Linked DNA regions of Homo sapiens: region 2 is linked to region 1. Evidence: read pairs that join two places in POLR2A ChIA-PET (ENCODE). Cell type or tissue: GM12878. All regions are shown on one strand. Each heading gives the region's core, and the rest is flanking DNA. Links, peaks and the distances in the headings are about the cores only.

Region 1 (5,385 bases), core at 74-5,073:
CTCTGATGGTAGTTTGTATTTCTGTGGGATCGGTGGTGATATCCCCTTTATCATTTTTTATGGCATCTATTTGTTTCTTCTAGAGATGGGGTTTCACGCCATGTTGCCCCAGGCTGGTCTTGAACTCTTGACCTCAAGTGATTCACCTTCCTCAGCTGCCCAAAGTGCTGGAATTACAGGCGTGAGCCACTGCACCCGGCCTAGGTTATATATATTCTTATACACTGCTGTATTCATTTAACTAGGTTTATGTGTGTGTGGGTGACAAGTGATTTTAGTTTAGTTTTTATTGCTTAGTGTATTCTAGTTTGGTTTTGGTATCAAATGTAAGCTTGCCTCATACAATGAGTAAAGAGTGTTTCCTCTGTGTGATTATTTGAAGAGTTTATATGAAATTGTCTTCTCTTTTTTTTTGGTAGAATTTACCTGTAAAGTCATCAGTACTGCACATTTTGTTAATAGAAAGGTTAACTACTGATTTAAATTCTTTGATGTTTATTGGTTTGAATCATTCAATTTTTCTCTTGAGTCAGTTTTAATATTTTGTATTTTTATAGTAATTTATCCATTTCATTTACATTTTCAAATTTTCTCCTCTAAACTATTAGTAATACATGACCATAACATCCTCTCATTTTTCTTTTTGTGGGAGCCTGTCTCTCCATCAAGCCAAGAATCTCCTTTAATGATATCTAGGACAGGTTGTTCCTCCTCGTCTGTCAGTGACCCATCAGCCTGTTGAGTACTGGGGAAGCACAGTGCCTGTTACTGGCAAGTTTACTGCCTTCATTCTTTCTAATCTTGATCTTTTATGCTGAAGTGTTAGTTTATCTATTCTCAGAAGACATTTGGACAAAAATGCTATTTTTAATTTCAAATGAAAATTATGTTGTTAGAATTAGTCTCTGTATAAATCAGAGTCACATTTTAAATTTTCCTAGGACTTGGTTGGTTTTCTCAGCACACTCTCAGCTCCTGGCAGGTTTGCATAGAGCAGGCAACAATGGGAAAGTGCTCACAGAAAATTTTGCATCTATAAGTGGATAGGGAGGTGATGGAATAGGGCATATGTGGGAAGATACAGGAAAAGGAAAACTGTTCTTACTCCTTACCCGCCCCCCCCATAGGAGATGGTGCTGTACAGCGGGAAAGAGAATTGGATTATAGTTTTCTGCTCCCTAATTGTAACTTTCTTTTTCATTTATTTCAGGAAGTTATATATACAATGGTGTAAAATTGAAAAGTTATTAAAAACTATACAGAGAAAAAACTTCATTTTCACGCCTGACCTCTACTTCCCTTACTGGAGTAACGACTCCATTTTATTGTTTTCTTCCGGAGATATTCTATCTATATAAGCATAGTGGTATATTGCTTAAAAATACACAAATAACACTGCCTGTGTGATTTTAGGAAAATCTCTTGAACTTCATTATTAACTTCTTTAAATTCCTAGATGAAAATACTTACACAAACCTGGAAAAACTCAGTGATTTTGTAGAAATCAATCAAGTAGTGTTTGTGAACATGTTTGGAAAATCATCAGTTATTTTATAAGTTTGAGATGGAGGGAGGGTAGTCATGAAAGTTTTACTTTTCTACACAAAAGACAATGAGTCACATGGGATCTGACTTGACAAGAGTGATTCTGAATTGGCAGCCTGGCTGTGTGTCAGCAGCCCCCTGGCTAATTCCTCTCATAGTGTGTTGGGGTTTTCTTCATGGCTAATGAGGAGATCTATTCGCTTGAGATAGGAAGTGGAAGCTTGCCAGAGTGTGAGACACCTCACTTTCCTCCCTCCCTCCTTCCCTTTGCCCTTCCTCACGTTTAGGGAGTTAGTATTGGAACTTTGGCTGATGCAACAGTTTGAGTCACTGTCTCTCTGTGCTGTGGGATCCACTCACTTTTAATGGGGAGTTGATGGAATCACTCCTCCCTCCCCCACCCTGACTTCCTCCTCTAATTGGCTCTCAGGGGACTCCAACTCCTGCTAATCAACCATGGCAGAGCTGCTGCAGAGAGCCCGAAACTGGCACTCAGGGACCTAGGTTCTGTTGTGACTCTGCTCCTTCAACTTTCTTTTCTAATCTGTTAAAACAACTTTGCCTTTGGATTAGGCCTGGGAGAATGGGGTTCCTTTGGGCATTGCCTTTGCAGAGACAGTTTTAATAATGCCAGCATCTTCTAGACTTTGCCAACTATTGTGTTCAGCTTGAATCTTTTTATTCATGGTGGCAGAGAGGGGAAAAGATTAGGTATCTGTTTCATGTGTCCACAGTGGGGGAGGCAAATGATAGGAGAAAAGAGAAGATGAAAGAGCATATCATTTGAGGAATGTGAGCCTCAACATATTGGTCCACATACTGCTTCTCTATTAGCAAAAGGCCTTGTGGAAAACTTACCTTGTCTGCTTCTGTTTGTCACTGCCCAGAGGAAAGTAAACCTAGTTGTGCAGCTTTGGCCAATATTATTATTGGGTTACATTTAAAAAAGTTATTTTAAAAATAGGCTTTGTCTTTTAAAGCAGTTTCAGGTTCACAGCAATATTGAATAGAAAGTACAGAGGGTTTCTATATACCTCTTCACCAACCTTATGCCCAACCTTCCCCATTATCAATGTCCCATCCCAGAGTGGTACACTTCCTATAATTCATGAGCCTACATTGACACATCCTTATCACTCCAAGTCCATGGTTTATATTGGAGTTCACTCTTAGTGTTGTACATTTTATGGGTTTTGACAAATGTATACTGACATGTATTTATTAAACTATCATACAGAATCGTTTCATTGCTGTACAATCCTATGTGTTCTACCTGTGTGTCCTTATCTCCCCTCCTCCCTCACCCCTGGAAACCACTATCTTTTTTCATTTTTTAATTAAAAATTTTTTTTTCTTATGCCTCCCAGGGCTTCCTTGCTAGAAACCACTATCTTTTTACTGTTTCTATACTTTTGCCTTTTTCAGAATGTCATAAAATTGGAATCAGAGTATGTACCTTTTCAGGTTGACTCCTTACTCCATGGATTACCTTTCAAAATGGACATTTAAAAATAATTTTAGAATGATACTAAAGCTACAATAGAGGGTAAGTGTATCTATGGCATACCCAAGCATATTTGTGTAACCTCTTTTTTGGGGGTTGGGGGAACAGGGTCTCGCTCTGTTATTCAGGTTAGAGTTCAGTGGAATGATCATAGCTCACTGCACCCATAAACTCGTGGTCTTAAGCAATCCTCCTACCTCAGTCTCCCACATAGCTGGGACATTAGCCACCAAGCCTGGCTAATTTAAAAAAAATTCTTAGTAGAGGCCGGGTGCAGTGGCTCACACCTGTAATCCCAGCACTTTGGGAGGCCGAGGCAGGCGGATCATGAGGTCAGGAGATCGCGACCATCCTGGCTAACACGGTGAAACCCCGTCTCTACTAAAATACAAAAAAAAAATTAACCGGGCTTGGTGGTGGGCACCTGTAGTCCCAGCTACTGGGGAGGCTGAGGCAGGAGAATGGCGTGAACCCGGGAGGCGGAGCTTGCAGTGAGCCGAGATCGCACCACTGCACTCCAGCCTGGGTGGCAGAACGAGACTCCATCTCAAAAAAAAAAAAAAAAATTATTAGTAGAGATGAGGTCTTACTATGTTAACCAGGCTGGTCTCAAACTCTTGGATTCAAGTGATCCTCCTGCCTCAATCTCCCAAAGTGCTGTGATTATAAGTGTGAGCCACTGTGCCTGGCCTGTAACCTTTGTTTTGACAAATGGATAGTATTAAAGGAAATTTTCTTGATACGCAGTTTAGTCTGTTCTTGGACAAGCAATGCAGTAGGTTTGACTTTGAGTGCTTTATTACTAACACTTTCTGGCCAGGCCACAGTTAAGGTCCGGTTGGAAAACACTTGTTGAGGTTTGAATTGTAACCTTTTTACTGGATGATAGGGTATTTTTTAGCCCATAGATAAACTTGCTTAAAAAACCAAGAAAGACACTGAAATCTCAGTCTATACATAGTTTCATCAGTGTTTATTGGGAACTGTGTTCTGGATAAAGCAATCGTATGTATACATTTTTATTATGTAATGTATAAGTGATTTGTAAATTATAAAGATCTCCTACGATACTGTGGTGTCTTCTAGATAGAAAATATATCTTTCTAAAATGTGTGCCTAATTCTAGTGTAGTGTCAATTTATAGTACACAATAAATATTTAATGAATAAACATTATTCTGTTGTTGATTACAATTCTCTGAACGCATATTTTTCTATACCTGCTTACTTTAGATTTATAAGATTAGATTCTCACATTTTTTTCATGCATTTACATATTTATATTGATAGGATAAACAAACAAACAAACAGAAAAAGCTTCATGGTCCTGTTTATCTTTGCTCAGGGCAGGATGGCTGTAGAGGAGGTTACACCAGAATCTCAGCAGATAAATATAGAAATAGATCCAGGGTGATGGGATTTTAGAGCATGGTCCCACTGAATGGGAGAGTACATAGTTGGCCAGTGTGGATACGGAAAAAGCAATGCTTCCCAGGATATATGGAATCCCAGTGAGGGGATAAGCCCCCTATCCTTTTCATTTTCTCCAGTTTTGCTTCTCTTTGTACTCCTTTTCTGGTGTGGTCATTTTCTGTTTGCCCTGCCAGATGGTTGAACTATTGGGAGGGAGAACTATATCCTTCCTTTTATTTATTTGCCTGTTGCTGTAGCACAGGCAAGCAAAGAGGAAAACTTTACTTCCTAAAGTCATAAGTGTTTATGGGACACCTTCTCTAGTATTGGATATAGCCATACAAGGGTTTGAAGATGAATAAGGTCATACAGCTGGTAAGTGGTAAGCCTAGGCTTAAGTCTGGGTCTCTTGCCACCAAGTCAGTACTTTTATGCCAGGCTGTTTTGTGGGGTTATTATGTCAAAGTAGGAAAGTGAAAATAATTGCTTTCTTATTTAAACCCATGAAAATATAATGCAAGAAAGATTAAATTCTGTTTAGATTAGTGAATACAGTGCCTAATTCTTCTTGAGTGTTTAGATTTAATTTTTCAATGCAGTTTTTTCATGTATTTGATGTTTATACTTTCCTGTTTTATAGAAAAATATATAATTGAGGATAAAACTGTGTTAATCTAGCCTTTTAGTAAACCACTTCTTTGGATTTCTAGTTATACTGTTAGAACATAACCAGTGTGGTAGTTTTCTTAATATTATCTTTCAAGACCCTAGGAAAAAGTAAGCAGCCAAAGTCAAACCTCAGAATGATGGCAAATTTTATTCTAAAAAATATGAGAAGATCTTATTAAACCAAGGGGTAAATTGAGTTGGTGGTTGTAGTAAATACTATTATGAAAAATAGAAGGCTGGACATGGTGGCTCACA
Region 2 (5,385 bases), core at 328-5,327, 59 kb after region 1:
TTCATAATAATACTACTAATAAATATAATTACAAAGTTACTAGGATAATTTTTTAGCAGAATCATTTAAAAACCTAAATGAAAAACAATAAATTAATTTTTAATTTTTATTTATTTATTTGTTTATTTTTGAGACAGGGCCTTACTCTATCACCCATGCTGGAGTGCAGTCGCGGGATCATAGTTCATTGCAGCCTTGACCTCCCAAGCTCAAGCGATCCTACTGCCTTAACCTCAGTAGCTGGGATGATAGACGTATGCCACCATGCCAGGCTAATTATTAAATGTTTTGTAGAGACATGTTCTCATCATGTCTCTAGCCTAGGGAACATGATGAGAAGCTTTCTCTACAAACCTTTGGCCCCTCAAAGTGCGGAGATTATAGGCGTGAGCCACTGCACCCGTCCAATGAATTTAAGTGAACCTGAATGACTAGATTAAAAAGTCATATGTCATTCAAATATGAATATTTCATGTTCATATTATCTCATAGTGAAGCTATGGGCAGCTCCTTTTAGTTGGTCAGATTCATTTTTTCGACCTTCTTGTATATTCTGGCACTTAGAAACATACAGGTCGGTCTAACATAAAGAAGACATAAAAACACAGTAGTATTAATAATTCAAAAGGCAGAAGATAAAGTATTAAAGGAAGGGCATTACATTTCCTGGGATGTGCATAAAAGTAATGGGAATAAGTTATATTTAATCAGAGGCATTGTAGAAAGTGAGTTATTAAGCATGACTTCTAATACCAAATTATGTAATTTATCAAATTTCCAAATAATGAGGCATTCCTTTGCAAATAATTAGGCAAGAACGTTTAAGGAAGTGTTCAGCTGAGGAGGATCTGGGTAGCTGGGCACAGATGTCAACAGTTCATTACAACACTTATACTGGAGATGCGGTGCATGAAATCACACGTCTAGAAACTCACAAAATTTTGCAAAAATATGTTCATATTATAAAGGCATTTCACTGGAGCTAGCATCCATGTGTAGATGTCTTAGAAGAAGTCAAGTGAATCCTAGACAGGGGAAAAAGTTACTTACCCTTCATGATAGAGTCCTAGGAATACAAACCGAGCCTGTGCCTTCTCATTGATACATCTCTTTGCCTTATGTGGACTCAAAACCTGGAGCCTGACCCAGAGAATCCTAGGATATATAAAGGTAACTGTTGAAACTCCCTTTTCTCCTTTCCTGAAGTGCTCAAAAGGAACACTTACAGGTAATTCTTTGGGTAACAGTTATAGCCAGAGGAAAGAAGCACACTCCTCCTATGGTCAGCCCTTGAGGTTTAGGCCTCGACTGACAGGGTGGTTATTTTCATCAAGGGCTACATAAAGGACCTCAGTCACCTCCGGGCACCCAGACCTTCCAATTGTCTCATCCAGCAGAGAAAGGTCAACAGGTGAGTTTTATATATGAATTACTTTTGTGGCAGAATAGTGCCACAAAAGCAGTGGCATATGAACCTCATGAAGAGATTTCAGAAAGAGGGTGCAGGTGAATGAAGAAATGTGTCACTGTGATTCAGGGGTGCAATTAAAGTTTTGTCTTGGAGATTATTGTGATGACTTCAGTCTTCCCTTGGGCTGGTTTATGACTCCCTCAAGAGTCCTTGGCATAGCATCCTTTCTTCCATCCACAGTTTTCATGTAGTTTAGGGCAAATTGGACCCCAGAGCAAAGGCAAGAAGAATGTTTTGAAAGGCAATGATGAGACGTCTGTGTGGAATTCGAGATAACTTCTTTTTGTTCATAGGAAAAGTTATAAAAACTAATTTCTAGAAAATCAGTTGTAATGTCCTCATTTAATTTCTAATTTTTGTTGAGTCTTCTTTTTTTCTTAATCTAGCTAAAGTCTTGTCCACTTAGTTTATCTTTTTGAATAACAAACTTTTGGTTTTGTTCATTTTCTCTACAGTTTTATATTTTCACTTCATTTATCCCTGCTGTAATCTTCATTATTTCCTACCATTTGCTAGCTTTGAATTTAGTTTGTTCTTCTTTTTCTAGTTTCTTATGGCATAAAGTTAGGTTTTTGAGTTGAGATTTTTCTTCTTTTATAATGTAAGCCTTTATAGCTATAAATTTCTCTCTTAGTGCTGCTTTCTTTTCATCTTGTAAATTTTGGTATGTTGTGTTTTCATTTTTATTTGTCTCAAGATACTTTATAATTTCCCTTGTGACTTCTCTGACTCATCGCTTGGTTTAGATTGTGTTGTTGAATATCCACATATTTGTGGATATTTCTTTTTGCTGTTGATTTACGGTTTTATTCCATTGTGATTTGAGAAAGATAGGTACGATTTTAATCTTTCAAAATGATTAAGGCTGTTTTGTGACTTAACATTTCATGTAGGCTGGAGGATTAAAATATTTTACTTAAAAATTTTGAGTTGTGTCCATTCATAAAATGAAACAAAGGAAAAAGAGGATGGCAAAGTCTTTAATAGAAAGCCTACAGCCTGGGCAACATAGAGAGACCCAATTTCTAAAAAAAAAAAAAAAAAAATTAGCCAGGCATGGTGGCATGTGCCTGTGGTCCCAGCTACTTGAGAGGCTAAGGTGGGAGGATTGCTTGAGCCCAAGAGGTTGAGGCTGCAATTAGCTGTGATCATACCACTGTATTCCAGCATGGGTGACAGGGTGAGATACTATCTAAAAAAACCCCCAAACTGCAAACAACAACAACAAAAAGAAAGCCTAACACCTTTGAACTAAAAAAAAAAAAAAAAAAAAAAGATGAAGAGATTGCTAGTGTAATGGGGAAATTGAAGAAAATTCAAACGAGAGCTAAACCATGGCCACAAACTTCCAGGGATGAGTGATTCCCTTCTGAGTGGCATCAGGTCTAGCTCTGGTTCATCCTTACCTGAGGATGAAGACCATTAGAGCACCAGCTTTTTGTGACCACCCCCTCCCCACCAGCACCAGGTTCCTATTTCTATCTCCTCAGCCAGGAATTGTCCTGAAGCATAAGGATATGAACTACAGTCAAGTGCTCTCTGAGCATGAATGGCCTTAGTGCTCACCTCTCAGGCTTTCATAAAAAAATGACTTAGCCATTTTCTATTCTCTCTTCAGATTGTCAATGTTTTTAAGTTTTTTTTTAAATTTAGTATTTTTATTTGATCACAGCAAGATGGTAGATCGAAGCAATTCAACATTCTATTACTAAAATCTATATTTACTTAACATTTTAAATAATATCTCTCTTTTGTATTCAATTTATATTATTACTATTATTATTGTTATTTTTTGAGATGAAGTTTCACTCTTGTTGCCCAGGCTGGAGCACAATGGCATGATCTCAGATCACTGGAAGCTCCACCTCCCGGGTTCAAGGGATTCTCCCGCCTCAGCTTCCCAAGTAGCTGGGATTACAGGCATACGTCACCACACCCGGCTATTTTTTTTTTTGTATTTTTAGTAGAGACAGGGTTTCACCATGTTGGCCAGGCTAGTCTCGAACTCCTGATCTCAGGTGATCCACCCACCTCGGCCTCCCAAAGTGCTCGGATTATAGGCATAGCCACCACGCCCAGCCTATATTATATTTTATGGTCATACTTGCTTTGTCTCTGGGACCTTAGTAGTAACCACTAGCAGTGGTTGATTATACGATGGTGTAAAATAATTTCTAGAAGCACTTCTATTCTGTAACCTGAGGTGCACTTGCAAAAAGACAATGCCTGTGCTGTGCTTACAACCTCTTTCACACAAGTTCCATACTTACATACATGCAGCTTCTCGTGAGCTTCCACTGTAATTAGGCCTTCCCCTCTCACTGAACTTTTGCTACTTAACAAAAAGAAAACCTTCCAATTTTCTCGATCACAAGACTGTGAATCCTATGAGGGAAGAAAATGTGTCTTATATACCTTTGTCTCAAATTTATTTCCTGGCTCAATGTTTGGTACATTGCAGGTGCCGAACAAGGGCAATAAAAATCAGTAATTGAAAAATAAGGGAGATGATGTCTAAATATAACTGTGATAAAACTCGTTAAAGTTTTATAACAGTATATTTACACAAGCCCTAAGATGAGGAAGCTGTATCTCAGGTTTTTTCTAAAGTACGAAACTATCTGAGTGAAATTATGTTAAGGGGCTCTGAAGACCTCGCTTCAACATTTCTATCAATAAACAGGCTCCTAAGGAACCCTAGAATTGCGGGAAAAAATGATTTTCCAAATCTAATGATCAGAAAGTTCTCCTAGAAAATTGTTCTTTGTTGGCCGGGTGCAGTGGCTCACGCCTGTAATCCCAGCACTTTGGGAGGCCGAGGTGGGTGGATCACCTGAGGTCAGAAGTTCGAGACCAGCCTGGCCAACATGGTGAATCTCCATCTCTACTAAAAATACCAAAAATTAGCCAGGCGTAGTGGCGGGCACCTGTAATCCCAGCTACTCAGGAGGCTGAGACAGGAGAATCATTTGAACGTGGGAGGTGGAGGTTGCAGTGAGCCGAGATGGCGCCATTGCACTCCAGCCTGGGCAACAGGAGCTAAACTCCATCTCAAAAAAAAAAAAAAAAAAAAAAAATTGAAAATTGTTCTTTGTTTAAAGAACTTACTCATATAACCAAACATCACCTGTTCCCCAATAACCTATGGAAATAAAAAAATTTTACAAAATATGTTTTATTATTTTTTCAATGCATAATATAGGCACATGATAAAGAATTTGAACGCACAAAAGGAGTTATGAAAAAAAAGTCTCCTTTACTATCTTGTTCCTTAGACACAAAATTCTTCTTGCCTGAAGCAACCATTGTTATCAGTTTTTTGGAGCTCTTTCAGGAGATATACACATTTCCATGGAAGGCAGCTACAATACACTCTGCTATTCACTTTGCTTTTTTCATTTAACAGTGTGTCTTGGACATATTATATATCATTGCATATGGAACTGCTTCATAGTTTATAAATTGAAGACATAATATTCCATGGTATAACTCACCATAGCTCATTTTACTAGTCTTCTATTAATGGGAACTGATGTTTTTCTCAATATTTTGCTATTACAACAATGCTGCAGTAAACATTTCCCACATGTGTAAAAATATCTGTAGGTTAAACAACTTAAAAGTTGAGGTGCTGTTTTAAAGGATATGTGTCTTCTAAATTTTGATAGAGGTTGCCTTGTCACCCTATATAGAGTTTGTAAAGCTGATACGCCCACCAGCTAAGTGTGAGAGAACCCATTTCACAATCCTCAGACACGCAATGTGTAATCAAACTTCTTGATCTTTGTCAATTTAATAGATAAAAAGTGAGATATATTTATAGGCTTATTCTACTTTTACCTTTTTATGAATTAGTTAGTGCCCTTTCCATGTTTAAGAATCTTTTTCTGGATGTTATTCGTTTATATCCTTTT

What was found. ChIA-PET counts read pairs that join two places held together with the same protein. Peaks named below come from ENCODE experiments on the same cell type or tissue, not always from the same donor. Only the 100,000 strongest peaks of a DNase experiment are listed, where the experiment ranks them.
Region 2: POLR2A ChIA-PET joins it to region 1 with 6 read pairs; 2 of 35 experiments call an interaction of 5 or more read pairs at or near these places.

The regions. Positions count from the first base shown.
Region 1 is chr14:20,259,319-20,264,703 of GRCh38, reverse strand. LOC124903279 (a long non-coding RNA gene) reads left to right here. Exons shown (of 2, transcript XR_007064057.1): 1 at 1-3,091. Among named protein-coding and RNA genes, the nearest start is that of OR11H4, 23 kb to the right of the region's middle. In GM12878, for the core only: no CTCF peak of the experiment used is centred there; a DNase peak (open chromatin) is centred at 1,973.
Region 2 is chr14:20,200,359-20,205,743 of GRCh38, reverse strand. It overlaps OR11G2 (olfactory receptor family 11 subfamily G member 2), which reads right to left. Exons shown (of 2, transcript NM_001386033.1): 2 at 4,669-5,385. Among named protein-coding and RNA genes, the nearest start is that of OR11G2, 12 kb to the right of the region's middle. In GM12878, for the core only: no CTCF peak of the experiment used is centred there; no DNase peak of the experiment used is centred there.